Regions from separate parts of the Homo sapiens genome. Here all the other regions are linked to region 1. Evidence: chromatin loops called from intact Hi-C (ENCODE). Cell type or tissue: IMR-90. All regions are shown on one strand. Each heading gives the region's core, and the rest is flanking DNA. Links, peaks and the distances in the headings are about the cores only.

Evidence for each region. Hi-C counts contacts between places; a loop is a spot of excess contacts. Peaks named below come from ENCODE experiments on the same cell type or tissue, not always from the same donor. Only the 100,000 strongest peaks of a DNase experiment are listed, where the experiment ranks them.
Region 2: it touches region 1 in a loop (10-fold over the local background); 77 of 110 quality-filtered maps call a loop at or near these places.
Region 3: it touches region 1 in a loop (4-fold over the local background); 7 of 110 quality-filtered maps call a loop at or near these places.
Region 4: it touches region 1 in a loop (6-fold over the local background); 22 of 110 quality-filtered maps call a loop at or near these places.
Region 5: a loop joins it to region 1, with 15 times the contacts of the local background. A loop is called at or near these places in 91 of 110 quality-filtered maps.
Region 6: it touches region 1 in a loop (13-fold over the local background); 53 of 110 quality-filtered maps call a loop at or near these places.

Annotation. Positions count from the first base shown.
Region 1 is chr19:40,597,098-40,601,097 of GRCh38, forward strand. It overlaps a transcript of LTBP4 not described here. Among named protein-coding and RNA genes, the nearest start is that of LTBP4, 2.3 kb to the right of the region's middle. RefSeq lists a silencer at 1-100 and an enhancer at 1,515-1,574. In IMR-90, for the core only: a CTCF peak has its summit at 1,680 (motif pointing left); DNase peaks (open chromatin) are centred at 14 and 1,664; H3K4me3 peaks cover 1,443 bases; H3K27ac peaks cover 1,081 bases.
Region 2 is chr19:40,538,456-40,543,710 of GRCh38, forward strand. All of the region lies in intron 20 of SPTBN4 (spectrin beta, non-erythrocytic 4), which reads left to right. Among named protein-coding and RNA genes, the nearest start is that of SHKBP1, 36 kb to the right of the region's middle. In IMR-90, for the core only: CTCF peaks have their summits at 869 (motif pointing left) and 2,923 (motif pointing right); a DNase peak (open chromatin) is centred at 4,006; H3K27ac peaks cover 203 bases; H3K27me3 peaks cover 382 bases.
Region 3 is chr19:40,137,654-40,142,908 of GRCh38, forward strand. No RefSeq gene overlaps it. Among named protein-coding and RNA genes, the nearest start is that of ZNF780A, 49 kb to the left of the region's middle. In IMR-90, for the core only: a CTCF peak has its summit at 2,342 (motif pointing right); a DNase peak (open chromatin) is centred at 2,358.
Region 4 is chr19:40,417,321-40,422,460 of GRCh38, forward strand. It overlaps SERTAD1 (SERTA domain containing 1), which reads right to left. Exons shown (of 2, transcript NM_013376.4): 2 at 4,269-5,140. Among named protein-coding and RNA genes, the nearest start is that of SERTAD1, 6.1 kb to the right of the region's middle. RefSeq lists enhancers at 3,373-3,873, 3,539-3,658 and a silencer at 3,949-4,038. In IMR-90, for the core only: a CTCF peak has its summit at 3,491 (motif pointing right); DNase peaks (open chromatin) are centred at 3,641 and 4,021; H3K4me3 peaks cover 1,062 bases; H3K27ac peaks cover 1,494 bases.
Region 5 is chr19:40,526,968-40,532,222 of GRCh38, forward strand. It overlaps SPTBN4 (spectrin beta, non-erythrocytic 4), which reads left to right. Exons shown (of 36, transcript NM_020971.3): 18 at 2,074-2,164. Among named protein-coding and RNA genes, the nearest start is that of SHKBP1, 47 kb to the right of the region's middle. RefSeq lists a silencer at 2,211-2,530. In IMR-90, for the core only: CTCF peaks have their summits at 2,291 (motif pointing right) and 3,448; a DNase peak (open chromatin) is centred at 2,324; H3K4me3 peaks cover 425 bases; H3K27me3 peaks cover 618 bases.
Region 6 is chr19:40,302,361-40,307,615 of GRCh38, forward strand. It overlaps a transcript of C19orf47 not described here. Among named protein-coding and RNA genes, the nearest start is that of AKT2, 20 kb to the left of the region's middle. In IMR-90, for the core only: a CTCF peak has its summit at 3,148 (motif pointing right); a DNase peak (open chromatin) is centred at 3,181.

The DNA of each region.
Region 1 (4,000 bases), core at 1-4,000:
TCGCAGCCCGTGGCTGGACTGTGGAGAAAGTGAGTCGGCCTCGGGCGGGGGCGGGGGCGGGGGCAGGGGCGGGGCCGGGGCTAGCCTGACCCGCTGGACAGACCGCCCGCCCGGAGCGGGACTCGGCGCCCGACACGATGCCGAGGCCTGGCACCAGCGGCCGCCGCCCCCTCCTGCTGGTGCTGTTGCTGCCGCTCTTCGCAGCCGCCACCTCCGCCGCCAGCCCCAGCCCCAGCCCCAGCCAGGTCGTCGAGGTCCCGGGGGTCCCCAGCCGCCCGGCCAGGTAAGCCCCCTGCTTCCTTGTGCCCCTTCCACCCAATAAGTCTGGTGGTCCAGGAGGACCACGGCTTTCGGATTCAGGGGAAACTCGAACCCACTGCTTCGATGTGGAGATGCAAAGAGGGCCCTTGGATTTATTAGGCGCCCTCAATTTGTAGGGGTTAGATTCGGGGAGTACTGAGATTTTTAGGGGAAAGAGTCCCCTTTATTGTGGTGGAGAAGGCTAAGTCTCCAGAGAATCCTGGGGTTAGTTCGGGGAAAGGTCTCTAGTTTATTGGGGCAGGGGGTGGGGGGCTGAGCTCTCCTAGAATGATAGAGACGTGTGGGGTCTTCGAGCTAGGATGGAGCGCCCCAAGTTTCTTGGGCGCGTAAGGAGGAAAGGTGTTGGGGGATTCTGGAGGGACTTTATGAGGCCGCTGAGTTGTCCTGGTTTTCTAGGATTTGGGGGCTCTGTGTTCATGAAAAGCGACCTTTGGGTTTTTCGAATTGGTCAGGAAGACATAGACTCTTGCGTTGATGGTGGAGGGGCTTGTGGGGAGTGGGGTCGGGTGGGGGAGTCCTCAGGCTTCAGAACGGTTGGGGATGCTCAAGTTTCCTAGAATTAGAGGACTCTGGGATTGAATGAGGCTCCAGTGATTTCACCGCGAGAGATCCAGGATTCCCTATAGATCTGGGGGCTATAGGCGCCCTTCCTGTCTGCGGGTGACGGGACTGAAGGAAGCCGTCTGCCCAGCACCCCCACCCACCCTCCCCGCCTGGCGGCCCAGCGCTCCGTTACAAAGGCCCCGGGCTCCTCTCCCGCCTGGGTCTCTGCGAATGCGTTTAGTAACCCGAGCCGCGGCGGGGGCGGGGCCGGGAAGGGGTTAACCTGGAGAAAAGGCGGGAGGGATGACGGCAAGATCGGGGATCCCCGAGGCTCCCCACCAGATGGCCTCATCCTCCACTCGGCCCCACCCACCTGAGAGGGGCCCACGCGCTGGACACCCCCCTCTCTGCACCCCCCCACTGCTCTCCTCTCGGGGTCTGGGCGCGCGCCCTCGTCTCTAGACCCCCTTAGCCTGGGGATAATGGACTTGTCTGGGGGGCCCCTTCATTGCGACGCACTTGAACCGGAGCTGGAAGCTCCGCCACTGAGACCCTCTGGGCTGGGAGATGTCTGCAAGAACGGCACCTTTCTCCTGGTCAGGCGGGAAACTGAGGCCCAAAGACCAAGAAACGCTGGCTTCTGGACACACATCGTGGAAGGGCAAGAACGGGCTAGAACTCAGGCTCTGGGATTCTCAGTCCTGGACTGTGACTCCCGTTATCCCCCTCCACCTCAGCACCCTGCTGGACCCACAGTCAGAGGGAAGAGCCTTCCCTCCCCAGCTGCCGAGGCCTGTGAAAATGGCGCCACCTGTCGGCCAGGCTCAGGATGGCGTCTGAGTCCCGGACCGGGATGTGCGGGAGGGCGGGGTTCTAGATTCCCAGACAGTGCGGGCTTAGAAATGCTCTTAGAAATCGAGTCTTTTGTTTTTGTTTTTGTTTTTTAATCACTTTTAAAAGGCTTTAAAATAACGTATTTTTTCAATAAAATCGTACGCCAAAATCTCTTCATAAGACAAAAGTACGGTTTCTGTGCCCTTCAGCCCGAAGTCTAAGCCAATTTGCCTCCCATTGTACAGATGGAGAAACTGAGGCGTGGGGAGAAGAACCTCGTTAGTCATATACCTGTTTCAAGCCCCCTCAGGATGCGTCTTGGTTTCCCCTCCCCGATTGCCCTCCTTTGCAGAGTTCTGGGGTGCTAGGGGCCTGAGTGACTTCCACTCCACTATTTATAGCGTTGCTGTTTGTCGCTGCTGCCCGGGCCAGACGTCTAGGAGGAGCCGCTGCATCCGAGGTGGGTTCTGGAAGATGGAGTATGAGTAGGGGGCAAAAGGGAATAGGAGGAGAGGGGCAGGGAGCTCCCCATCCCTCCCCTCATCCCAGTGGGAGAGCTGGATGCATTTGGTAGAGAAGTACTTGGTCCCCTCCTTCCCCACTTAGTCCCTGGCTGTCTCCGAAGCCTTCTGCAGGGTCCGAAGCTGCCAGCCCAAAAAGTGTGCAGGCCCCCAGCGGTGCCTGAACCCAGTGCCTGCAGTGCCCAGTCCCAGCCCCAGCGTGAGGAAGAGACAGGTGTCCCTCAACTGGCAGCCACTGACGTGAGTGGGCAGTCCCTCCCCTACCAAATCCTCCCTCAGGAACTCCTAGCTTTGCCCCCGTTTCCGCTCCTCCTCCCTTCCCCTCTCCCTCTCTCTCCCCCCTCCCTCCCCGGCTCTTTCTTTTGCTATCAGCCTGTCTGTCCGTTTCTATTTCATCCCTTGCCTGCCTATCTCAGGCTCTTCCCATCTCTGCATTATTTCTGTCTCTTTCTGTTTCTTTCTAGTTACCTGTCTCTTTTCCTCTCTCTCTTTCTCCCTGTGTCTCACTGCCTGCCTCTATGTCTAAGTCTCTCTGCCCCTTCTCTCTTTCTCTCCCCCAACCCCCATCATCTCTCTTTCTCTCAGGGTCTTTGTTTCTCTCCCACTAGAGGCCTGGTCCCCATAAATAGGTGTTGTGGGGGGAGGGTTGGGCAGAGCCGCTACTGAAAGACATTTTCCTGGCATGGAGGCCCTTTGGTGGGGAGGTCAGTTTAACCCGGTGACAGCAGCTTTTCCGTCCTCTCCCACCCAGGCTCCAGGAGGCCAGAGCTCTACTGAAGCGGCGGCGGCCCCGGGGGCCAGGGGGCCGGGGACTACTGAGAAGGAGGCCCCCACAGCGTGCCCCCGCTGGCAAGGCCCCGGGTAAGCACATCCGCCTTTCCTCCGCCTGGGGCGAGGGGGGTTCCGGGCCAGATAAAGCCGTCTGGTTCCCACGGTCCAGCCGCCGCCTACCCGCCCCCCGTTGTAGCTCAGCACCCACCCCCAGGACGAGGCCCCCTCTAGGGACCCCAGCGTCCGGCCGTGCGAGGTGAGCCCGGGACAGGACCAGACACAGGCCAGAGGCACTGACCCGCGGGGGTGGGGCCGGGAAGCCAGGCGTCCGGGCTCCCCGCGGCCGAAGAGGGAGGGCGCTGGCCCGTTAGAAAGCTCCGCCGAACCAGCCCAGACAACAAAAGCGATTGTGCGGGTTGGCGCCTGCCTGGGCACCAAATGCTCAAGATTGTGGGGCGGCTGGGGGCCAAAGGCCTCCTCCTGTTTCCCGAATCTTCCCCCTGCCCTCCTCCCGCTCCAGCTCTTGACCCCTAGTCTAGAACACCCCTCATCTCAAACACCCTCAAAACCCTCCTCTTGCTGTAGCCTTCAGCCCAGATGTGACCCCTCCCCCTAAAGTCTTCCAGATGTGAGCCTCGGGCCAGATGTTAGTACCCCCGCCCACAGCCTCCCTTTATCCATTGTGACTTCTCCCGCCAGGTGTGGCGTTCTGGCCAGATGTGGCTACATCTTCACATGTATCCCCCCCACCTCCAGCCTCCTGCCCAGGATCTAGACGCCCAATTCCTTTATGTGCCCAGGTGTAGCGACCCTTCTCCCATCCCTCAGATGTCCCACCTGGCTGTCCAGATGTACCATGATAGCCCCCTATCAAGATGAAGCCCCTTTCTCTGTGCCCCGGGCAGAAGAGGATCAACTCTTAGCTGTCTCCCCAAATGTGGCCCCCACTACTCTTAATGGATTTCCTCTTTATGGATTCAGCTCTGTCTGGGGGGAAACCCGCCCGCCCC
Region 2 (5,255 bases), core at 511-4,510, 58 kb before region 1:
AGCTGGGGAGATAATACCCCAGACTCACTTTCCTCTGGGCTTCCCTTTGTCAGCCAGGGCTGGCTTCATGGGTGTTTGCCCGTGCAGTGACACAGGGCTCCATGCTTGGTTTAATGCCCTACTATTGATGTCTTGAATTTTTTTGTTTTTGAGGCAGTTTCTACCTCTGTCACCCAGGCTGAAGTGCAATGGCGTGATCATGGCTCACTGCAGCCTTGAACTCCTGGACTCAAGTGAACCTGTCACCTCAGCCTCCTGAGTAGCTGGGACTACAAGCGTGTGCCACCACGCCCAGATAATTTTTGTAGTATTTTATAGAGACGGGGGCCTCACTGTGTTGCCCAGGCTGGTCTCAAACTCCTGGCCTCAAGTGATCCTCCTACGTTAGTCTCCCAAAGTGCTGGGATTACAGGGGTGAAGCACTGCCCCTGGATAAAATTCTTAATAAATATTTGAACAAGGGACCTTGTGTTTTCATTTTGCACTGAAAAGTATAAGCCATGTTTGAGGCCAACCCACATGGAAGCCAGAGGACAGGAGGGCTGGTCCATGCAGGTCAGTCCTGCACAGGGCAGGGTGAAGAAGCTTGGACTATGGGTCTCAAGATCCCGGGCTGAAGCATCCATCCACCTCGGCCTCCCAAAGTGCTGGGATCACAGGCGTGAGCCACTGCCCCAGCCTATTGCTAGGATTCATAATTATCTTGCAGTGATTACTAATTCTTCCCCAGCAGTGTTTTGCAGTGGCTGAAGGCACAGACTTGGGACTCCAGCAGGTCTGGTTCTGAGTCACAGCTCTCCCACTTGCTGCCTTCGTCTCTCCCTCTGAGCCTTGGATGCCTTCTCCTTGCAATGGGAAGGACCTCAATGCTCACCCCCTGGTGGATAGCAGGAGTGTGGGAAGCAGCAGAGCATCTCAGTGAAGGGCATGGATGCTGGCGCTGGGCTGCCTGGGTCAAGCCCTGGCTCTGTGCCTTATCACCTGGATAGCCCAAGGAGGTTACTTTTCTCTCCATGCTTCAGTTTCTTTTTCTTTTTTTAAGAGGGAGTCTCACTCTGTTGCCCAGGCTGGAGTGCAGTGGCAGGACCTCGGCTCACTGCAACCTCCGCCTCCTGGCTTCAAGTGATTCTCCTGCCTCAGCGTCCTCCTGAGTAGCTGGGATTACAGGCACCTGCCACCACGCCTGGCTAATTTTTGTATTTTTAGTAGAGACGGGGTTTCACCATGTTGGCCAGGCTGGTCTCAAACTCCTGACCTCAAGTGATCCACCCACCTCCGCCTCCCAAAGTGCTGGGATTACAGGCATGAGCCACCGCGCCTGGCTGTGCCTCATTTTCTTCTTCAGTAAAATGGGCATAATGATATTTCTGACCTCATAAGGACATTGTGAAGGTGAAAAGACATAATGCATTAAGTGGTTTCAGAACTGCTGACCCAACAAATCTAAGATTCAGTATTTATTCACAGGTCTTTAATTTTTTTTTTTTTAGACCAAGTTTTGTTCTTGTCACCCAGGCTGGAGCGCAGTGGCACAATCTCGGCTCACTGCAACCCTCTGCCTCCTGGGTTCAAGTGATTCTCCTGCCTCAGCCTCCCGAGTAGCTGGGACTATAGGCACCCGCCACCATACCCGGCTAATTTTTGTATTTTTAGTAGAGATGGGGTTTCGCCATGTTGTCCAGGCTGGTCCCAAACTCCTGACCTCAAGTGATCCGCCCGCCTCGGCCTCCCAAAGTGCTGGGATAATAGGCATGAACCACCGTGCCTGGCCAGTCTTTAATTTTAACTGTCATAAAACTGAGAGCATATCACCATCACTCTACTGTTTTCAAAAGCTAGTTGTTTCACCTTCCCTTTGGTTGTTACTTATGTGATACACGGTTACTTCATTTGTTTTTGTTCATATTCCATTTGGGGCATTTACCCCTCTCCATGCTGCTTTTTAATTTTAATTTATTTTTATTTTTTGATAGATGGGGTCTCACTATGTTACCCAGGCTGGTCACAAACTCCTGGGCTCAAACAGTCCTCCTGCCTTAGCCCCTCAAAGTGCTGGGATTATTCGCGTGAGCCACTGCACCTGGCCCCAAAACACATTTTAAAAAAGCAACATGGATGATTGGGCACAGTGGCTCATGCCTGTAATCCCAGCACTTTGTGAGGCCAAGGCAGGAGGATCGCTTGAGCCCAGGTGTTCCAGACCAGCCTGGGCAACATAGCGAGATTCACATGCCTGTGTTCCCAGCTACTCAGAAGGCTGAAGTGGGAGGATCACTTGAGCCCAGGAGGTTGAAGCTGCAGTGAGCTGTGATCGTGTCACTGCACTCCAATCTGGTCGACAGAGTGAGACCCCCATCTCAAAAAAAAAAAAAAAAAAAAAAAAAAGAAAAGTAATTTGGAGGTGGTAAATGAAATATTTATATAGTGTTAAAAGTTAGAACCATCTTTAGCTCACTTGCTTTTGCCAAATTGCCTGCCCAGGTCCTTCTGTGGCTGCTCACTCTCTCCCCAGCAGTACACATGAGCTCCTGTTTCCTCTCGTCCTTGCCAACACTTGGTTTTGTCAGACATTTTAGATCTTTCTCAGTCCGATGGCTGGGAAGTGGTATCTCACTGCAGTGTGTGTATTTGTATTTTTTTCCAATGCTACTGGCGAGCTTGACCATCTTTGACCTTCTTTTGTACTATTTAGGTTTTAGAGGAAGGAGTTGGGGCCTCCTGCTTTAGCCAGAGTACAGAGTTAGCTCTTCCCTCCCTGTAGGGGGTTCAGTCTCAACCAAGCCCAGCAAACCATGAGATGGGGGTCCCCATTGTTCAAGGGAGGGGCTGAAGCCCAGAGGAGACAAGGGAGTGGCCCTGGGGTCACACAGTGATGGGTGCCAGAGGCAGGCTCCAGCACGAGACTCCTGGGCCCTTTTCCCAGCAGAGGGAGCCCGAGGCAGGAAGTGACTGTGTGGGCCAGGGCACCCAGACGGAGCCCAGCTGCCCCTCAGGAGCTGCTACTGGGGAAGGGACCTGCCAAGGCCCTGCTGTCCCCTGGGGCATACACAGGAGAGGGGTTGGCTGCCATCCAGCCTGGCACGTTTCCTGGCTGTCCCATCCACCCTTAGGGCACTGGGGCCAGGCTGGGCTGAGGGAGGTACTGGCTCGGGGTCTGAGGGGTGTAGTGGTGTGCAGTGTGTGAGCGATCTGTCCCCCTCAGCCTCTCTCCTGTCCTCCCGTCGCCATCTCTGTGTCTCTCTCTTCCCTTTGTGTCCCTCTCTGTCCTACTCTCTCACTCCCTTCTCTCTGTCTCTTTATTTATTTTGAGACAGAATCTTACTCTGTCACCCAGGCTGGAGTGCAGTGGCGCGATCTTGGCTCACTGCAATCTCCGCCTCCCAGGTTCAAGCGATTCCCCAGCCTCCCCAGTAGCTGGGATTACAGGCACCCGCCACCATGCCTGGCTAATTTTTGTATTTTTTTATTTTTATTTTTTCTTTTTGAGACGGAATCTCACTCTGTCACCCAGGCTGGAGTGCAATGGCACAGTCTCAGCTCGCTGCAACCTCCGCCTCCCGGATTCCAGCGATTCTCCTGCCTCAGCCTCCCAAGTAGTTGTGATTACAGGCGTGAGCCACCACGCCCGGCTAATTTTTGTATTTTTAGTAGAGATGGGGTTTCACCATGTTGGCCAGGTTGGTCTTGAACTCCTGACCTCAGGTGATCTGCCTACCTTGGCCTCCCAAAGTTCTGGGATTACAGGCATGAGCCACCACCCCAGTCTCTCTGTCTCTTTTTATTTGACTTCTCTGTCTCTGCCTCCTTCCCGTGTTCCTCATGTCCTCCTTGTGTCCTCTCCCTCATCCCGTACCACACCCGCTGCTGCAGCAGGCTCTCTGGGACCCCACCTCCCAGGTCCTGGCCACGTGACCCAGAATCCTCTCTCGGGGCCTGTTGCCAAGCTGTGCTTCCTGGCCAAGAAGCCAGATGGTGGAGTCTCAAGTCCTGGCTCCCCAGCCCTCAGGGACCTGGCCAGCTGGTCGGCCTCAGCCACAGGCTCCTGCTTGGAGAGATGGGGGACTGGTCTCCTGCCAGATGAGAAAATGCACTAGAGGCTTTGCAGCTGCCAGGCTCTGTCCCTGGGGACCCCACACTTTTTCCAGGCCCACCCCCACCCTAAGCAAAGCTCTTTCTCTGGCCAAGGAAACACCCTCCTCCCCCCTGTTCTGCTTCTCTGTCCCATGTTTTTGTATCCAGCTCAGCATGGCCTAGGAGAGGAGTGCACATTCAGGGACTATACAGTCCCAGTCCTTGCCTTATTGGGACTCAAGGCAAGGGACCCCATCCTTTCTTTCTTTCCTTTTTTTTTTGTTTTTGTTTTTTTGTTTTTTGAGACAGAGTCTCACTCTGTTGCCCAGGCTGGAGTGCAGTGGCGCGATCTCAGCTAATTATGTCTTCATAATTCACAAATTATGTCTTCAATTTATGAAGGTGCTGGCTCGGGGTCTGAGGGGTGGAGTGATCAGTAACTCAAATTACGTCTTCACAAATCTCCTTGTCTTCATTTCTGAGCACCGCTTTCTTCTGTGTTGGCCTCATGGTCAGGGAGTCCCTGATGTTGGCAGGATGACCCCAGGATGCCCGGCCTACCTCCTCCCAACTTAGGAAGCCCATGGGAAAGAGAGCATCTCTTCTGTGCACACACATTTTCCTGGCGAAAATGGGGAGAGTGGCCGGGCACAGTGGCTCACACCTGTAATCCCACACTTTAGGAGGCCAAGATGGGAGGATTGCTTGAGGCCAGGAGTTGGAGACCCGCCTGGCCAACACAGCGAGACCCCACCTCTACCAAAAAAGAAAAAGTGGGAAGAGTTTTCATTGGCCCATCTAAGGTTACGTGCTCATATCTGACCCAATCTTTATGACCAGGGTGTTTTCAGTGTTCTGCTTGGCCCCACTTGGGTCATGTGATTACCCATGACTCTCTAGGTTTCATTTGCCCTTCAGGAAGCTCAGGACCTGAGAGTGAGTTTTGATGTATTTGGAAGGAGAGGATGGATTTTGGGCAGGCAAAACCAACAACTCTGCACTACAGAACTTTGAATCAAGAAGTCTTGGCTTGGTTCTTGAGTTTGGGGTTTTGTTTTGCAGTCATTTGTGGTAATCTGCTACCACTTAATTTTTTAATTGTTATTTTGTTTTCTTCTCTAGCTTTCCTCCATCTGTTTAGAATTACAAGGGTAATATATGAATATATTCTTTTGGGAAAAAAT
Region 3 (5,255 bases), core at 644-4,643, 460 kb before region 1:
AACCCTGGCTCCCCTCTCCCTTCCACAGGCGTCAACCCCTAATAAGTCTCTTGCACCCCAAACTGCATCTTAGTGTCTGCTTCCAGAGAACTCAAACAACAACAGCCCTCAACAGCATATAGACGGTTATGCAAAGCCTAGAAGTTGCATTTACCTTATTAACAGGTTCTTAAAGTATTTCATGCCAACTTCCCAAAAAAATAGACTCTTCTCTGTCCAGTGAGCCTAACATCCTGACCTGGAGAGGCAAGAGCAGGATTTTTTAAAAGCACTTCATAGAGGCCACAGTAGGAAAGGCCAAAGATGCCCAAACTCATCAGTATTCAGAATATTCTAATTAACACACAATGAGGCCAGGTACGGTGGCTCACACCAGTAATCCCAACACTTAGGGAGGCCGAGGTGGGAGGATCGCTTGAGCCCAGGAGTTCAAGACCCACCTGGGCAACATAGCAAGACTCTGTTCTCCACAAAGAGAAGGGGAAAACCCACAACGGCATACCATTTCATACCCAGCAGACTGTCGAAATGTAAGTCTCTCAATATCAGGTTTTAATCCATAGAATAAAATAAATATCCACACTTCTCGGCCGGGTGCAGTGACTCACACCTGTAATCCCAGCACTTTGGGAGGCCAAAGCGGGTGGATCACTTGAGATCAGGAGTTTGAGACCTGCCTGGCCAACATGGTGAAACCCTGTCTGTACTAAAAAAAAAAAAAAAAAAAAAAAATTAGCCAGGTGTGGTGGCACACACCTGTAATCCCAGCTACTCAGGAGGCTGAGGCATGAGAATCACTTGAACCCAGGAGGCAGAGGTTGCAGTGAGCAGAGATCACAACACTACACTCCAGCCTGGGTGACAGAGTAAGACTCCACCTGAAAAATAATAAATAAATAAATAAATCACACTTCTGCATGGATCGAAATAAAAAAATAAATACATGAGGAGAAGGGATGGTTCTATCTTTCAGTAGATTTACAATTTATAAATGTAAAAGGAGAAAGGAATATGAAAAATTACCATTAGTCAAATGTCACAGCAATAACTGTTGCAGACAAGATCCACCAATGGATGCTAAAATTTGTGGGCAAAAGTTTGAGAAGGAAAAAGACTTGTATAGTCTCAAAAAATCTCCTTCAAGATAGTTTTTAATTACCAAGGGGAAAATAGTAACTTTACAGTGGAGATGTGCAGCATACAGCAATTTAAGTGATCAAGGTCAGCATCACCAGCAATAAGATACACTGACATCAGGTGCCTCCTGATATCATGCACTGAGAAGGACACAACATCATTTCTGTGGCGTTCTTGGCAAAAACTCATAACTTTAGTCCAGTCATGAGAAAATGTCAGACAAGCCCAAATTGAGGAATATCCTATAAACTAACTGATCAGTACCATTCAAAAGTGTCAAAGTCAGTTGGGCATGGTGGCTCACACCTATAATCCCAAAGCTTTGAGAGGTTGAGGCAGGAGGATTGCTTGAGGCCAATAATTCAAGATCAGCATGTGCAACACAGTGAGACCCCATCCTGACAAAAAAAATTAGCCGGGCACCATGGCATGTGGCTGTAGTCCTAGCTACTCAAGAGGCTGAGGCAGGAGGATCCTCTGAGTCCAGGAGTTGAAGGTTGCAGTGAGCTATGATCGCACCACTGCACTCCAGCCTGGGCGACAGAAAGAGACCCTACCTCTTAAAAAAGCAAAGTGTCAAAGTCATGAAACACAAGCAAATACAGAGGAAATGTTCCTGTCTAGAAGAGACACAACAACTGAACACAATATGGGAGTCTGGAACAGAAAAAAGGAAAAAAAAAGGACATCAATAGAAAAAGTGTTAACATTCAAATAAGATTGGTAGTTTAGTTGATACTGTGATACCAATGTTAATTTCCTAGTTTTGATCATTGTGCTATGCTAATAACAATAGGGGGAGCAGGATGAGAGATATGTGGGACCTCTCTGTACTATCTGCACTTTTCTGCAAGTCTAAAATTATCTAGCATTACAGCTTCCACCTCACTCTCTGCGTTAACTTGCTCACCATCTGGCCCTCCCCACAGTCCCCATCATGTGGCCTAGCTTCCCCTAGAGCAAGTGGACCCAGAGGAGTGTGAGTGAGCCCCCTTGGAAGGGCATTCTCCAGTTCCTTTAAACCCTTCTGATGACTGAACCCCAGGCCAGTGCCTTCGAACCAGAACCATGTGGATAAGCTGCTCTCAAATACTTGACCCACAAAAAGTGTGTGAGACAATAAATGTTTACTGCTTTTACCTCCCAGATTTTCTTTTTGAAATTCAGAAAGTTGTTGTTGCACATAATGACGACTAGATGGCACCAGAATTCCAAGGATAGAAGCAGGCTGCCAGCATCATGAACTCAATTGCCTCTGAGTTTGTTTACAAATTTATTGCAATCCCAATACAGATATCATCAAGGGTTTTGTGTGTGTGTTTGTGTGTGTGTGTGTGTGTGTGTTTTCTTTTTTTGCCCCAGAGCTAGAAAGAAGCAGTAGCAGCCGTGGCTGCCACCAACTTAGGCAGTAGCTCTACCAAATACTTAAAACGATATAAGTGGCCAGGCGTGGTAGCTCATGCCTATAATCCCAGCACTTTGGGAGGCTGAGGCGGGTGGATCACCTGAGGTCAGGAGTTTGAGACCATCCTGGACAACATGATGAAACCCCATCTCTACTAAAAATACAAAAATTAACTGGGCATGGTGGTGGGCACCTGTAATCCCTGCTACTCGAGAGGCTGAGGCAGGAGAATCCCTTGAACCCGGGAGGCAGAGGTTGCAGTGAGCTGAGTTTGCACCATTGCACTCCAGCCTGGGTGACAAGAACAAAACTCCGTATCAGAAAAATTAAAAATAATAAAAATAATACAATAAAAATAAAACAATATGTGCCCTTGCCATGGTTGGGGCTAAAAAAAAAAAAGTAAATAAAAACAATATTTTAAAATGTGTTACTGATGCATAAATAAGCAGACAGATCAAAAGAAGGTTAGAAAATCCAAAGACAGAAGCAATTGCTGATGGAGATTTATATGATGATATAGTAATTTCTAATTCAGGAAGGGACTTTAGAAAAGGTTTTAATTTAGTAGTGTAGAAACAACTAGATGACCACGTGAAAACAAAGAAGCTTGAATGCATTTCCCACCCCATATACCAGATTAAATCCTAAACATATCAAAGATCTAAATGAAAAAACACAGCCTCACAGATAATAAAACACTGGTGAGTTCCCTCATTACCGGGGAGGGTGTAAATTTTCCAAACTATTACTCAAGATCCAGAAGCCATAAAAGAGAATTTTGTTAAATGACCAAACAAAAAAAAAACAAAAACCTTTTGCGTGGCCACAAAATAAGCCATACACAACCAAAAACTACAGATGACAAAATAAGAAAAATATTTACCACTTATATCACAGAAGAGAAAGAGTTAAAATCCCTAAAATATAAAGTGTCTAAAAATTAAGGGAAAAAAAACAAGAAACCTATTGAAAGCGGGCAAGATACATAAACAGAGAGTTCACGTTAAAAAATGCAAATGCCACCTAAATTTATAAAAATAGCCAGACACAGTGGCTCATCCCTGTAATCCCAGTACTTTCGAAGGGAAGGTGAGGGGATTGATTGATCCCAGGAGTTTAAGACCAGCCTGAGCAAGATGACAAGACCTTGTCTCTAAATAAAATAAAATAAATTAGCTGAGTGTGGTGGCACACACCTGTGATCCCAGCTACTCGGGATGCTGAGGTGGGAGGATGGGAGGACTGCTGGAGCCCAGGAGTTCAAGGCTGCAGTGAGCTATGATTGCACCACTGCACTCCAGCCTGTGTGACCGAGTAAGACCCTGTCTCAAAAAATAAAAAATAAAATATCACACCTGTAATCCCAGAATTTTGAGAGGCTGAGGCAAGCAGATCACCTGAGGTCAGGAGTTCAAGACCAGCCTGGCCAACATGGCATGGTGCATGCCATGTTGCAGCCAGGCAACATGGTGCAGCCAGGCATGGTGGCATGCACCTGTAATCCCAGCTACTCAGGAGGCTGAGGCAGGAGAATCGCTTGAGCCTGGGAGACGAAGGTGGCAATGAGCCAGCCGAGATTGTGCCACTCCACTCCAGCCTGACTGGCAAAGCAAGAGCCTGTCTCAAAAAATAAAAAATAAACTAAAGCTCAGCCTCACTCATAATAAAAGAAACACAATTAAAACTGCCCTGAGATCCTATTTCTCACCTAACAGATTAGCAAAAATCCAAATGTTGGACAGCCCTCTTGTTGGCAACGCTGTGGGGAAACAGGGACTCTTCCATTTTACTGATGGAATATAAAAAGATAAAACCTCCATGGAGGAGAATTTGGCAATATCTAGTGAATTTGCCCTTTGACTCAGCAATCCTACTTCTAGGAATTAGGTCCAAAGACACAGACAGAAATAGGAAACTTCATATGAACGTGCCTCTTCACTGGAGCCCTACGCATGATAGCAAAAAACTGGAAACTATTGCAATAGCCATGAAGAGGGTGCTGCTTAATTCAACTATGCTATATCCACAAATACAGAGCACTGTACAGCTGTGAAAATAAGATATATTAAGATTACATATATATGTGATGTGTGTGTATGTACAAGTGTGTACACACGTGTTTTTTTGTTTTGTTTTTTTGACTATTTGTTTGTTTTGTTTTGTTTTGAGACAGTCTTGCTCTGCCGCCCAGGCTGGAGTGCAATGGCACGATCTCAGCTCACTGTAACTTGCACCTCCCAGGATACAAGCCATTCTCCTGCCTCAACCTCCCTAGTAGCTGGGACTACAGGCACGTACCATGACGCCCTGCTAATTTTTGTATTTTTAGTAAAGATGGGGTTTTGTCATTTTTACCAGGCTGGTCTTGAACTCCTGACCTCAAGTGATCCGCCCACCTCAGCCTCCCAAAGGTCCTGGGATTACAGGCGTGAGCCACCACACCCGGCCCATGTGTACACACATATATAGTCACCTCCAAGATGTAGTTAAGTGAAAAAACCAAGGTGCAAATTGGTATGAACAGGATGTACCTTTTGCTCAATAGAGAGGAAAATGAATACATATGTTCATTGGTTTATATTTTCCAAGTAAATGGAATGTCAAAACAATTTTTGCGATTGGGACTCAATCACCCACAAAACAATGGTTTTGGTTTTTTGTTTTCTTGAGACAGGGTCTTGTTCTGTCACCCAGGATGGAGTGCAGTGGT
Region 4 (5,140 bases), core at 1,141-5,140, 180 kb before region 1:
GAGGCTAGGGAAGGAGGTGGACGCTTCTTCTCAGGGACCACCCTCTCCAGACTCAGTCTGAGCCAAGCAGGAGCCTTGGCCTGCCCTGCGTGGCCTAGCCACTCCGCCCCACCCAGTCCAGCCAAGGGACACTGGTGTCTCCCTCGATCCCACCGTTCACGCCCACCCCCACACCCCAGTCCTCTCTCCTGAGCTCCCGGCCCAGGGCCCGGGCAGCTCCATGCCTTCCCCTGGGTGTCTCCCCAGCCTCTTGCACCCCCTGGGTCCCTCCTTGGCCTCAGCCCCAACCCCAGACTTGCTTCTCTCCCCAGTTGCCATCTCAGGGATGGCCCCAGTGTCTCCCAGTCCCCTGATTAGAGCCCTGAGCCTGGTCTGAGACCCCTCCTCCAGGCCTTGTCAGTCCCACAGCCTGTCTGCTGGGCCTCCTGAGTGCCTCTTCCCTCCCAACAGCTGCTCCGTCCCTCCCCAGATTCTCCACCCCTGGGATCCTGGGCTCCTGGCCTCCAGTGTCACCTCCCCGACGATGCCACCCACCTAGTGAAGGGATCCTTTTACTTCATGACTCCCCAGCATCTTCAGAGTTAAGTCCCCCATCCAGGGTCCTATATGCCCTGGCCCCTGCGGACCCTTCCAGTCTTGTCATTTACCTTACTGCTTTCCTCCTCCTTCCAGCCAAACCCAGCAGCTTAGAGATCCCTGAAAATGTTGTAGGGTCTCTCTCTCAGTGACCCTTGCTGTTTCCTTGCCCACCAGAACAATAGTTCTTTGGGGCAGATACTGTTACTGTTCCAGTTTACAGGTGAGGACCCCGAGGCTCAGAGAAGTTAAGTACCTTGCCTAGAGTCACACAGCCACAGAGCGGTAACTCTTTTTTCTTTTCTTTTCTTTTCTTTTCTTTTCTTTCTTCCTTTCTTTTCTTTCTTTCTTCCTTTCTTTCTTTTCTTTCTTCCTTTCTTTCTTTCCCTTCCTTCCTTTTTTCTTCTCTCTCTTTCCTTTCTTTCTTCCTTCCTTCCTCTCTCTCCCTTCCTTCCCTCCCTCCTTCCTTCCCTCCTGCCTTCCTTCCTTCCGTCCTTCCTTCTTTCTTTCTGACAGGGTCTTGTTCTGTCACCCAGGCTGGAGTGCAGTGGTGCAATCATGGCTCATTGCAGCCTCAAACTCCTGGCCTCAAGTGATCTTCTCACCTCAACCTCCTGAGTAGCTGGGACTACAGGCGTGAGCCGTCGCATCTGGCCAAAGCTGGGGTTCAAACCCAGGCAGTCTGGCTTTCAGGAACAGTCTCTTCTCTCCAGCTTACTGCTTCAATAATATCTCTGTTAGATTTCTAAAGTGTGCCGGGACTGCATACCATAGGTGCTCAATAAGTGTTTTTTAATTTTGTTTGGTTTGGTTTTTTTGAGATGGAGTCTCGCTCTGTCGCCAGGCTGGAGTGCAGCAGCACAATCTCGGCTCACTGCAACCTCCGCCTCCCGGGTTCAAGTGATTCTCCTGCCTCAGCCTCCTGAGTAGCTGGGATTACAGGCCCGCCACCTTGCCCAGATAATTTTTGTATTTTTAGTAGAAATGGGGTTTCACCATGTTGGCCAGGATGGTCTCAATCTCTTGACCTTGTGATCCACCTGCCTCGGCCTCCCAAAATGCTGGGATTACAGGCGTGAACCACCATGCCCGGCCACTCAATAAGTGTCTAATGAATAGGGACAGAGGTAGAAGGTGAGCCTTGGAAAGTACAGAATTCAGACCCCAGAGAAGTGGGGTAATAAGGGCCCAGGGGCAGGGGAGAGATGTGGTCAGATTTACCCTTTACATAGGGATAGGCACACAGTAGGTGTGTGCTCATAAATTTTTGCTGAATGAAGGACAGGAAGAAGGGAGGGAGGAAAAAGAGACAAGATAGCTGGTCACAGCTCTTCCAGGTGTGAGAGAGAGAGAGAGAGTGTGTGTGTGTGTGTGTGTGTGTGTGTGTGTTTTGGGGGTGGTCTGTGAATGCCATGGAGGAAAGCTGGCCTAGGGGGCGTCATGGCGAGCATACACAGAGGCTCTGTGAAAGGTGGCAGTTGTGCCAGGGCTGGCGGCTCAGCTAGGAATGGTGTGGGCCCTGGAGTCTGCTGGCCAAGGTGGTGTGGCCTCCTGGGGTTGAGCCTGAGGGTGGAGCAGCACACCAGAGCCAGGGAGCCTGCACAACCCATCTGGGGGTGACACATGGGGAGAGAGGGGCAGGTCCTCACACATGAGCCATTCATAAACCTGAGGGCACCGGGCAGACGGGACCAGGGCTGATGTAGCCCATATGGTGCTTTTGTGTAAAAGACATGCCCCTTCCTGGAGGTACTTGACCTCCATCTGCTGGGAAACTTGTAATAAATATGTAAATGCAGGGTACCTGGAACACCAGTGGCAGCCCCTTACATACGGAGCCTATATGCAGTGCACAACCTATGCAACTGTACCTAGAGGCTCTGGGGAGAGGGGCCATCAGTGGCAAAGCAGGCACAGGGGCAGACGGAAGGATCAGCTCACCCCATATTGGGCCTCGGAGACATCAGAAACAGGTCCTTAGCTGGGCACAGTGGTTTGTGCCTATAGTCCCAGCCACTCTGAGGGCTGAAGCCAGAGGATCCTTTGAGCCTAGGAGTTCAAGGCTGTACAGCACTATGATCACTCCTCTGTACAGACAGTGCTCTCCAGCCTGGACAACACAGTGAGACCCAATCTCTTTGAAAAAGCGGGGAAAGGAAAGAATAAGAAACAGGCCCACGGGAATCCCAGCACTTTGGGAGGCTGAGGTGGAAGGATTGCTTGAGCCTGGGGGTTCGAGACCAGCCTGGACAACATAGGGCAACACTGTCTCTACAAAAAATTTAAAAAATCGGCCGGGCATGGTGGCTCACGCCTGTAATCCCAGCACTTTGGGAGGCTGAGGCAGGGCGGATCACTTGATATCAGGAGTTCAAGACTAGCCTGGCGAACATGGTGAAACTCTGTCTCTACTAAAAATACAAAAAATTAGCCGGGCATGGTGGCAGGCGCCTGTAATCCCAGCTACTCGGGAGGCTGAGGCAGAATTGCTTGAACCCAGGAGGCAGGGGCTGCAGTGAGCCGAGATTGCACCATTGCACTCCAGCCTGGGCGACAGAGCGAGAATCCATCTCAAAAAATAATAAATAAATAAATAAATAAAAATAAGAATAAAAATAAAATCAGTTGGGCGTGGTGGCGTGCACCTGTAACCCCAGCTAATTGGGAGGCTGACGCGGGAGGATTGCTGAAGCCCAGGAATTCGAGGCTATAGTGAGCTATGATCGCGCCACTGCACTCTCCAGCCTGGGCGACAAAGCGAGACCCCGTCTCTAAAAAAAAAAAAAAAAGAAAAAGAAAAGAAAGAAACAGGCCCGCAGAGTGTTGTAAACAGAGGGCGTTCATGATCCCTCGACCACTGGACAGATGTCCGGGGAACCCAAGACGGCGGCACCGCAGAGCCCGACTGGGCACCAGGGGGCGGTGCTGAGCTCAGCCCAGGCGCCCAAGTTTTGAGTCTGCGGCAAAGCAGTCCGAGTCCCATTTGCCCGGGGCTGGAGTCACTCGGGGTTGGAGTCAGGCGCCTGGAAGACCCTCAGCCTGGACGACAGCTCCCCGCAGGCCATTTTCACCCGCTTCCGCGGCCCGCCTCATCCACTTCCAGAAATGGGCACAACTTCCTCTGCTCCTCCAGGAAGCGCCACTCTGCCCGCCCCTTCCCGGCCCCTGGGGCCGACCCAGGCTCCCCATCTGGCCCAGCTCCACTCCTGCCTCTGCCTCCCCGAGGCTTCTGGCCAGAAGCGAGGCTCTGGGACCCCACGATGGCGGCGTTTCCCTCACTCAAGGCCCCGCTGGCCCCTCGGGTCACCGTCCAGCCCCCTGCGCCTCTCTCCATGCGCACCCGCAGTTTTCACGGTGACACTCCCTCCCCTCCGTGCACCCCCCCTCAGGCTCCGCCCTGTCCCTGCGGCCGTCAGGAAGGACGCAGCCTGGGTCCCGTGCCAGGCCGCTGAGTGTGCGGCCCCTCCCAGCCAGGCCTGGAATGCGGCTGGACCGCGGGGGCGGCCGCTGACACCCGGCGCTCCAGCCAGGCCCAGCACACGGGCAGGTGGCCCCAGCTCGTCCGGGTCTGGGTTTCTTCTAGAAGGAAGGCACAGCTGCCTGCCCTGAGCTCCCTCTCTGCAGTCCAGCTACCAAGCCTAGTGGCTTTATTTCAGACACAGCTCCAAGCGTCCCTATCCTTTGCCCAGAGATTTAAGACCAGGAGTGAATTTTATTTTTAAAAATGGGCTGTTGTCCCCCTTTCCTCCCCCATTTTCCTGGAGAGCCGACTCTCAGGGCTCCTTGGAGAGGATCTGTCCAGGGTCCAGGTTTTGTGTTTTTATTTCGGGACCATTCTGAAAGCAATCTCCCCTTCGCTCCTCAATAAATACAGGTAGACTCCAGGCGAGGACTTGCTTTCATTTTTAAAAAGTTGCCTTGACTTCCTGCTAGCAAAGAAAAGAAATAAAATTTAAGAAAAAAAAAAAAAGGCCAGGCACAGTGGCTCACGCCTGTAATCCCAGCACTTTGGGAGGCTGAGGCAGGCAGATCACGAGGTCAGAAGATGAAGACCATCCTGGCTAACACGGTGAAACCCTGTCTCTACAAAAAATATAAAAAATTAGTCGGTCCCAGCTAATTGGGAGGCCGAGGCAGGAGAATCGTTTGAACCTGGGAGGTGGAGGTTGCAGTGAGCCGAAGTCACGCCACTGCACTCCAGCCTGGGCGACAGAGTAAGAATCTGTCTTAAAAAAAAAAGAAAGAAAAAAAAAAAGTGGCCTGGTAGGAGGATCGCTTGAGCCCAGGAGTTTGAGGCTGTAGTGAGCCATGATCAGACCACTGTACTTCAACCTGGGTGACAGAGCGAGACCCTATCTCAAAAAAAAAAAAAAAAAAGTTCATAATTTAAAACCCACCTCAAGTGATAATCTTGGAACCTTGGTTTTCTCACCTGTAAAATAGGGATGATAATACTACCGATCTTGTAGGGCTGTTATAGGATTAAATGAGTTAACACAGTGACGTGCTTAGAAACTGTGCCTCGTACACAGCCTACGCCCAATAAAATGTTTGATGTTTTTAT
Region 5 (5,255 bases), core at 549-4,548, 70 kb before region 1:
GAAGGCCTGGAAAGATTGATTTCAGCTCAATTTCAGAGGCATTTTATCTTTCCTGGCTCCTAAGCTAAGTTGGGCAGGAGGCAGTCAGTGCTTCGCTTGCTTGTCTCAGGCCCTTCCTGTTCCTTCTCTCTGGTTCTGTCTCTGCAACTGTCTCCTATACACTCTGTCTCTTTGCTTCCATCTATCCATCTATTTCTGTATCTCTGTTTCCTGCTCCCTCTCTGTTTTTCTCTCCGTTTTTCTCTCCCTCCATCTGCACCTCTCTAACCCTGTCTTTTCTGCCTCTGTCTTTCACAGATACTGTACTTTTGTTTCTCCCATCTTTTTTCTCTCTGCCACTGTGTTTCTTGCATTCATTCATTTAACAAATATAAGTCGAGCGTGTACTGTATGCCAAGCCCTTTTTCTAAGCATTGGGGACACATCTATGAACAAAACAGACAAAAATCCCTGCCCTCATGGAAATGATATATCCTAGCATGGGAGACAGCCAAGATAAATAAGTAACATATAGCACGTGTTAGATTGCGTTAAGTGCTAAGGAGAAAATTAAAGAAGGGAAGAAAGCCAGAAAGTGTTGGGGAGTGGTCAGGAGGGACCTCACGAAGAAGGTGATCTTTGAGTAGATGTTGGGGGAAGGAGCATTCCCAGCAGAGGGAACGGCTAGTGCCAAGGGCCTGAGGCTTGCTCAAGGCACAGCGAGAAGGGCAGTACAGTTACCACAGAGTGAGGGGGAAGAGTGCAAGGAGAATAAGAGTTTGGAAAGGTGGGGGTGTGGGGCCTGGTAGGTCAGAAAGGCCTCTGAGATTGGCCGAGTGCAGGAGCTCACTCCCATCCCAGCACTTTGGGAGGCCAAGGCGGGTGGATCACTTGAGGTCAGGAGTTCGAGACCAGCCTGGCCAACATGGCGAAAACTCGTCTCTACTAAAAATACAAAAATTAGCCAGGCCTGGTGGTGGGCGCCTGTAATCCCAGCTAGTTGGGAGGCTGAGGCCGGAGAATCGCTTGAACCTGGGGGGTGGAGGTTGTAGTGAGCCGAGATCACGCCACTGCACTCCAGCCTGGGCGATGGAGCGAGACTCCATCTCAAAAAAAAAAAAAAAAAAAAAGGACTCTAAGGACTCTCATGGAGACCCTGGGAGGATCTCTAAGGACTCTCATGGAGACCCTGGGAGGATAGTCTCATTCTCTCTCTCTCCCTGGGGGAGACAGATAGCAACAGGACAGGGATGCATGGGAGCCCATGTGGGATGCCCCAGCCCCATCCACCAGGCCTCTTGGGCACTTTGCCTTGCACTGTGGGCAGGAGGCCAGACTGCCCGGGGCCCATGGTCCCAGCCGGCTCCAGAGTGGTACGGCCTGGGTCCAGCCTGGTCAGTTCAGTCAGGCCAAGGGCCTCGCTCTGCCTGCAGGAGTGCCCACTTCAGCTTCTCTGCGACTCTGCTGTCATCTCTCCCCACACTCTGCTCTCTTCCCTCTCTCCAACTCTGCGGCCCCCTGGTCTGTCTGTCGTCTGTGGGGCTGTCTTTTCCTGGTGGCATTTGCCACTCCTCTGCCTGTCTCTCTCTGGGCTGTCCCTGACCGGACTCCTCCTGTCACTTTCCCTCTCTCTGCCTCCTCTCTTTCGTCGTCTGCTGCTCCCTGAGTTTCTTTCTGGCTCTGCCTTGCTCCATCTCTTTTCTCGTCTTTTTTTATTCTCTCTCTCGCTCTCTTTCTGGTGTCTCCTCTCACTTTCTCGTTTGTTTTGTTTTGTTTTTGTCCCTAGGTATGTCTGTCTTTACTTCTCTGTTATCTTTCTCTCTGGACTTGCCTTTTTTTCTCTCCGTCTATATCTCTTTCTTTCTAAGTGCCTGTCTCTGCCTCTCCCTTTCTCTTCCTCTGTCTGTCTCTCTCTCTGCCCTTCTTCAGCCCCGTCCCTGCGTCCCTGGCTTTGCCCCACTAATTCCTCCCTCTCTCTTACATATTTTCCACGCCCTTCTTCCCCTACCCAGCCCAGTGCCCTCACAGTCCTACTGCCAGCGCCGCACCCCCCAACCCGGGGCCTTTCCCCAGCCCTTATCTCCCCATCCCCAGGAACCAAGAAAACCAGTTACGGGCCCAGCAATGGATGCAAAAGCTACATGACCAACTTGAGCTGCAGCACTTCCTCCGAGACTGCCACGAGGTAGGAACTCCAGGTGTGCTGGGGACGGAGACATCCCCTTTAGTCGGGAGGGAAGTGCTTCTCGGCCGAGGTGGGGGTGGGGACGCCCCGTCTAAGTGGGTCGCGGAGCGATGCTCGCTCTAAGCCGCCAGGGGGCGCGCGGAGCCGGGTCTCAGTGCGCATGCTCCGCAAGTCCCTGCCCGCCCACGCCGACTCCGGGAAACGAAGGAGGGGCCCCGGGCGCCCCTGGCAACCGCGCGTGTCCGCGCCTACGGGTCCCGCGGGGACGCGCGCTGATCTCACCTTTCTCTCCTGAGATTTGTGAGAATCGCTCTACCCCAGGAGAGGGGCGGGGCGGGCGGTGGGGATAAGGGCCGAGGGCCGTGGGGGGGCCAGCGGCCCTGCGCCCTCCTGCAGCCAGCGATGGCTCTGAACCAAGCCCTCGCCCCTTTAAAGGTGTTCAGTAATCAAGCCCCTTCCCTTAGGGATGATCTGCACACATTAGGGACGATCTCCCCTAATCCGAGATGGTCCAGGCCCCCTTCCTTATTAGTGACGGTTCAGGAGACCTGCTGTCTTCCCCTCCTTCCCTTGCATTCCATAGAAACGATTCTAGACTTTGGCCACATTAGAGATGGCCTAGTAAACATTTTCCTAAACCCTAAACAGAGCTAGGCCTGGCCCTGAGCCCCTCCATCTGTGTGACCCAGGATCATCCCCTCCTCCATCATCACCCCGTACCTAAGTTTCTTCCAACCAAAGCTGGTTCAGGAACCAGGTCTAACCCCTAAACCCCTCAGCCTCAATTAAAGACGATTCGACCCTCCCCCCTATGTTGAACACCCATGGGAGATTGTTCTCTCCGCACACGGAATAAACAAGGGCCTCCATACCGTGCCCCCCTCCCCCATAACTGGGGTAGGCCGGGACTTGAGCCACTGGAGGAACCCCCTGTTCCCCCTCGCCCCCACTGGAGATTGTGAGATGTTCCAGGTCGCCCTCCCATATCCCCTGTCCACATGTGGTGGCCAGGAGCCCGAGCTTCTTCCCATTAGAGATGGTTCAGGAGGCCCCCACCCAGCCCCTCACCATAATCCCCACTCCCTTAGTGAGGCAGTCCAAGCCCCAGGCGCTCCCTCCCGGCATTAGATTTGGTCCAGGAGCACCCCCCATCCCTCATGAGATTGTTCTGGATCAGGCAGCAATCATCTGAGATGGCGCAGAAGCCCCCCACCCGAAGCCTTGGGGCGAGTGGTGGTTCCTCCTGCACCCCCACCTGGGGCCCCGCAAAGAGGCGGGCAGGGAGGCAGGCAGGGGGCGCACGCGGGCGGGCGCGCGGCCGCCGCGCGGGGGCGAGGGAGGGGGCGCGCGGCCGCCGGAGCCTCAGCCTTCGCCGCCGCTGCCGCTGCCGTCGCAGTTGAGGGGCGAGCACCCGCCCGCCCGCTGCAGGGACGCCCCGCCAACGCCACTGCCGCTTCAGGTCTCGGGGGCGCCCAGGGGAGGGGGTTGGCGCGCACCCCGCGGACGCAGACAGGGGAGGGGGCTCGGGCGCGTGCCCGCCCGTCGTGGCCGCGGGAGGGAGGGGCGGGGCGGCGCGGGGGCGGGCCGGGCAGGCGCCCGGACCCCCACCCTGGGGGAGGGGCAAGGACGCCGGGAGCTGTCCGCGGTGCTGGCGCGGGCGGGACTGAGGGGCCGGCCCCCAAGGGAGGGGAGCGAAGCGGGGGGACTTCTAAGACCACTTCTAGGGTAATCTGGATTTGCCCTAAGGGTTCAGGGCGTCTCAGCCTTTCGAGGGGGGGCTCTTCTCCGGGTAATGGGGCATCTAAGATTTGCCCTGGGGTTGGGGGTTTCTCAACCTTTTGGGGGGTTTCTTTCTTGTTTTGGGAGGATCTGTATCAGCCTTGGATGATGGAGGTGAATCACTTTTGGGGGGCTCTGCCTTGGAAGATGAGGGGCCTTGGATTTTCTCTGGGTCTAGGGGGCTCTGACTTTGTGGGGCTTTTCCTGGGTTGTTGGATAGTCTGGTTTTGCCCTCCATCATGAAGGAATCACTTTTGAGGGGGCTTTACTTTGAGGATGGGGTACCATCTCTTTAAGGGCTCTGCTTTCACTGCGGGCTGTGGTTGCCGTTGGACTCTTCCCTGCACGTCGGGAACCTGTGAATTGAGTTGGGGGGTTCAGCACTGGACTTGGTTCTAGTGTGTGTATGAAGGAGTGTGATGCTGTCCTGGACCCCTGGGGAGCACATGCTCAGGGGACATGGGCTGGGGTTTGGCCGGCTGGGGATCTGGGATTTGTCCTTGGCTATGACTGCATTTGCCTCCCGGGACCGCGGAGCTGGAGTCCAGTGTTTGTTTTTTTTTTTTTTTTTTTTTTTTTTTTTTTTTTTGCAGGAGGGAGGAGGGAGGATCTTGTGACTGGAGTGGGGAGGAGAAAGGGGAGGAGCAAACTGTTTCAGGTGCCAGGTTTGGTCATGAGTGGGGAAGTTCTGGCTTGGAGGATAAGTCTGGTTTTTTACTGGAGGGGGTTGGGGGAGGCTCAAAAAGCAGCCTGTGATTGATCCTCTCTAGTGCCGTGAGAGGGGCCCACTCTTGGTGCTTGCGTTTTGGATGACTGGTTTTGTTGGTGGGTAGGAGGACTAGAACTGGCTTTAGTTGTAGGGGTGGGGGTGCTGGCCGGGCTTGGGAGGTCCGATCTGATCCACGATGGAGAGTCTGTGGCTAGATTTTGGGGTAGACTGGTTTGGAGAGCCAGAACACAGCTTTGTTTTTCACATTTGGCTGGGGTTGGCTTTGGTTGAGGGCTAGAACTGGTCATGGTTTGGGGATCTATGGTCTTAGAGTCCCAGGGCTAGAACTGGGGAGCCCTGTGGGCTCATTAGGGGTGCTAGATCTCGATTATGGAGGATGGGTCTACTCCAGATTAGAGGGTTAGTTTAGAGAGAGCTAGAGTTGGCTTTAATTGGGAGGTTGTTTGGGGGGTTTATCTGGCCATACTGGAGGAACTGGGGCTAGATATGGGGGCTTCATTTGATACCCTTGGGAATGGGTTGAGGCTCTTGAATTGGTCCTTATTGGGGGGTGGCTAAGATTGAATGAAGTGTCTAAGTGTT
Region 6 (5,255 bases), core at 718-4,717, 290 kb before region 1:
CTCAGATGATCCTTCTGAGGTCAGCCTCCTGAGTAGTTGGGACTACAGGCATGCACGAACATGTCTAATTTTTTTGTATTTCGTGTGCCACCACGTCTGATTTTTTTGTATTTTTTATAGAGATGGGGTTTTGCCATGTTGCCCAGGCTGGTCTCCTAGACTAAAGCAATCTGCTTCTGCCTCGACTCCCAAAGTGCTGGGATTACAGGCATGAGCCACCACTCCTGGCAACAAATTGATCTCATTGTGATTGTGTCTGGCAGAAATGGGGGTGACTGTACAAAGAAAAATCATGTTTCAGAAGAAAACTATAGTGTATCCATTATTAGATTCTAGTTCATTGTTGTGGAGGGTTTGTTATTTACCTGGAAACTTGAGTGGATCCTGAATTCTTCCAGTTTCCTCAAATGTCTGGCTATGACTCTCCAAACTAACATTTCCAGTCTTTCTCCCTTCTGACTTGGAGTTACTGAAAGTAAGACTTCCTTTCCTGAAGCCCTGCAAGCTAAAACTAGAAGACTTGATAGAGACTTCAGATAAATCACCACAAACACTTAGGTATACACCACCTTCATGCCTACCAATATACAAACTAATCAGAAAGTTCACTGGGATCACACCTATAATCCCAGCATTTTGGAAGGCCGGGGTGGGAAGACCACCTGAGGTCAGGAGTTCAAGGCCAGCCTGGGCAACGTGGTGAAACCCCATACAAAAATTAGCCGGGCGGGGTGGCGGGTGCCTGTAATCCCAGCTACTTGGGAGTCTGAGGCAGGAGAATCGCTTGAACCTGGGAGGCGGAGGCTGCAGTGAGCCAAGATTGTGCCATTGCACTCCAGCCTGGGCAACAAGAACAAAACTCCATCTAAAAAAAAAAAACAGGCCAGGCGCAGTAGCTCACACCTGTAATCCCAGCACTTTGGGAGGCCGAGGTGGGGGGATCACGAGGTCAGAAGATCGAGACCATCCTGGCTAACACGGTGAAACCCCATCTCTACTAAAAATACAAAAAATTAGTTGGGCATGGTGGTGGGCACCTGTAGTCCCAGCTACTTGGGAGGCTGAGGCAGGAGAATGGCGTGAACCCAGGAGGCGGAGCTTGCAGTGAGCGGAGATCATACCACTGACTCCAGCCTGGGCAACAGAGCGAGACTCTCAAAAAAAAAAAGGCCGGCACAGTGGCTCATGCCTGTAATCCCAGCACTTTGGGAGGCCGAGGCAGGTGGATCACAAGGTCATCGAGACCATCCTGGCTAACACGGTAAAACCCCGTCTCTACTAAAAATACAAAAAATTAGCCGGGCGTGGTGGCATGCGCCTGTAGTCCCAGCTACTCAGGAGGCTGAGGCAGGAGAATCGCTTGAACCTGGCAGACAGAGGTTGCAATGAGCCGAGATCGCATCACTGCACTTCAGCCTGGGCGACAGAACGAGACTTTGTCTGAAAAAAAAAAAAAAAAAAAAAAAAAAAGTTCACTGGAACCCCTAATGCAAATTGCAACCAGGAAAATCTGTGTCAAATTATCACTGCCTGCCCCTACTCCAACTGAAAATGCTTTGATCCAGCATCTAGAAATCATGTCAATTGGCTGCCCTCCAGGCTCAGAAACTAGTTTACAGATTGCTGCAAACATTAACCTTATTCTTTTGTTTCCTCTTATTAAATACCTGTTTGCTTGTGCCATACAGAGGCCTGACTGTGATGGCAGCCCACCTGCCACACCACCTCCTGGAATGAGACAGAACTGATTAATTGGACTGACCTAGTCCCAGGTCTCATACTATTCAAACACTAATCTGATTTTTCTGTCATCCACCACCAAATCAACTTTTAGCATGTGGAACTTCTAGAGAAGTTTCAGATAGGAGAAATGAAGAAGTTCGAGAAATGCCATCCCAAAATACATCCCTTTGATAGACTGATTACTTCAAATGGAGGGAACCTGGGGAACAGCAAGGGCAGGGAGGACTTTCTTTGACCTTCCCTTATCTACCTAAACACGGATCCTCCAAAAGGAACTTCAGTGTCACGAATCCCCTCCCCAGGAATCTTCTCAATCAGGAAAGATGAGCTCAGATCACAGGAGATGAGACTGGAGGTTGGCACCACGCCCAGATCTATTCTTCTGGGACAACTTTTCTTAACTAAGAGACTTATAATCTGCATAACAAGACAACTTTTATTCACCATACACTTCCTCCCTGCACCCTCCCATAATTTAGGTCACCACCACCTCCTAGAAGCCGCAAGCCCCTCTTTTTTCTGTAGCTCAGGATGCTATATAAGCTTCAATCATCTGGCCCTTCTTTGAATCTCATATATTGTGGGGCTCCTGTGCATACTTACTTAATTAAAATGAGTTTTTTTCTACTGTTAATCTGCCTTATGTCAATTTAATATGTAGCCCAGTCAAAGAACCTAGAAGGGTACAGGGAAGCCATTTTTTGCTCCCCTACACCAGGCACATAGTTGGGACTTGGGGATCAAAAAATATTTGTTTACCAAATGCAGTTTTGATTAGGAAGGTTAAAGCTCTGTACTAGGCTGATTTTTATTCCAGGTCTGAACTTGTCTGTTTACCGAGTTGGCCAGGCACGGTGGCTCATGCCTGTCATCCCAGCACTTTGGAAAGCTGAGGTGGGCGGATCACTTGAGGCCAGGAGTTTGAGACCAGCCTGCTACTAAAAATACAAAAAATTAGGCCAGGCGCGGTGGCTCATGCCTGTAATCCCAGCACTTTGGGAGGCAAAGGAGAGCGGATCACCTGAGATCAGGAGTTCGACACCAGCCTGGCCAACATAGCGAAATCCCATTTCTACCAAAAATACAAAAATTAGCCAGGCGTTGTGGTGGGCACCTGTAATCCCAGCTAATCAGGAGGCTGAGGGAGGAGAATCGCTTGAACCTGGGAGGCAGAGGTTTCAGTGAGCTAAGATCGTGCCACTGTACTCCAGCCTGGGCGACACAGTCAGACTCTGTCTCAAAAAAAAAAAAAAGGTAGATTTGAAATAGAAAAATCCTTACAACACAGCCTCCCACATTACTAAGAAAAACTGAAATAATATAAACACCACCTGATCTTTTTCAAGAAGAGAAAAATTTCACAGCTGCCCAGTGGATTTATAAACTCTATTCACTTGCCACAAGATGGCGCCACATGAGCTGGTCATCCCTGCAGAAACCCAGCTATGTCTTGCAGGCATCAAGTCTTCCTAGAGCAATTTGCGGGACCATTATATTTGAACATTCACTGTCTAAAAGGAAGCTCTTACACGACACCTAAATGCAACATGTTAAGTCACCAGGGTGTCTCGGAAAAGATAAATAAATAAATGTAACATGTGATCCTGAATTGGATTCCAAGCCAGGAGAAAAAACAGCAATAAGGAACGTTATTGGGACAATTGATGAAATTGGAACATGAATTTTGCATTAGATAAAAGTATCATGTCCATGTTAAATTTCTTGTTTTGATAGTTGTACTGTGCTTATGAAAGAGAATGTTCGGCCAGACATGGTGACCCACGCCTGGAATCCCAGCACTTTGGGAGGCTGAGGCAGGTGGATCACCTGAGGTCAGGAGTTCAAAGACCAGCCAGCCCACCATGGTGAAACCCCATCTCTACTAAAGAATACAAAAATTAGCCGGACGTGGTGGTGGGCGCCTGTAATCCCAGCTACTGGGGAAGCTGAGGCAGGAGAATCGCTTGAACCCAGATGAAGGAGGTTGCAGTGAGCCAAGATCGCACCATTGCACTCCAGCCTGGACGACAAGAGCAAAACTCTGTCTCAAAAAAAAAAAAAAAAAAAAAAAGGAAAGAGAATGTTCTTGATCTTAGGAACTACACACAAGTGTCCTGAGGTAAAGAAAGACACATGATGTTCTCCAACCTAATTCTCAAATGGCTCATAACACAATAGATATAGATGATGCATGTATCCTTATGGAGGGGAGAAGAGGGAACAGTAAGACAAATGGAACAAATTGTAAACAATTGGCAAATCTGGGTAAAGAGTATACAGAAATCCTTTGTACTCTTGTTACTTTTTTTTTTTTTCTGAGACCAAGTCTCACTCTGCTGCCCAGGCTGGAGCGCAGTGGCGAGATCTCGGCTTACTGCAACCTCCGCCTCCCGGGTTCAGGCGATTCTCCTGCCTCAGCCTCCTGAGTAGCTGGGACTACAGGCACCCACCATCACGCCCAGCTGATTTTTGTATTTTTAATAGAGACGGGATTTCACCATGTTGGTCAGGCTGGTCTTGAACTCCTGACCTCAGGTGATCTGCCAGCCTCAGCCTCCCAAAGTGCTGGGATTACAGGTGTGAGCCACTGCATCAGGCTTCTTGTTACTTTTCTAAAAGTTTACAATTATACTAAAATAAAGCATTACCAAAAAAGTTATTTTATAGCCTGTAAGAATGTCATTAAAATTTTTTTTTTTTTTTTTGAGACAGAGTCTTGCTGTTGCCCAGGCTGGAGTGCAGTGGTGCGATCTCGGCTCACTGCAGGCTCCGCCCCCCGGGGTTCACGCCATTCTCCTGCCTCAGCCTCCTGAGTAGCTGGGACTACAGGCGCCCGCCACCTAGCCCGGCTAATTTTTTGTATTTTTAGTAGAGACGGGGTTTCACCATGTTAGCCAGGATGGTCTTGATCTCCTGACCTCGTGATCCGCCCGCCTGGGCCTCCCAAAGTGTTGGGATTACAGGCGTGAGCCACCGCGCCCGGCCCTTTTTTTTTTTTTTTTTTTTTTTTTTGAGACGAAGTCCTGCTCTGTCACAGGCTACAGCGCAGTGGTGCAATCCTGGCTCACTGCAACCTCTGCCTCCCCGGTTCAAGTGATTCTTGTGCCTCAGCCTCCTGAGTAGCTGGGATTACAGGCGCATGCCACCATGCCCAGCTAACTTTTGTATTTAAGTAGACTCTGTGTTTCACCATGTTGGCCAGACTGGTCTCGAACTCTTGTTTTGAAGTGATCCACCCACCTCTGCCTCCCAAAGTGCTGGGATTACAGGCATGAGCCACCATACCCGAGCAGGTGTGTTTGTTTGTTGTTTGGAGACAGGGTCTCGTTCTGTCACCCAGACTGGAATGCAGTGGCATGAGCTCGGCTCACTGCAACCTCTGCCTCCTGGGCTCAAGGGATCCTCTTGCCTTAGCCTCCCTAGTAGCCGCCATACCTGGCTAATTTTTGTATTTTTTGTAGAGACAGGGTTTTGCCTTGTTGCCCAGGCTGGTATTGAACTCCTGAGCTCAA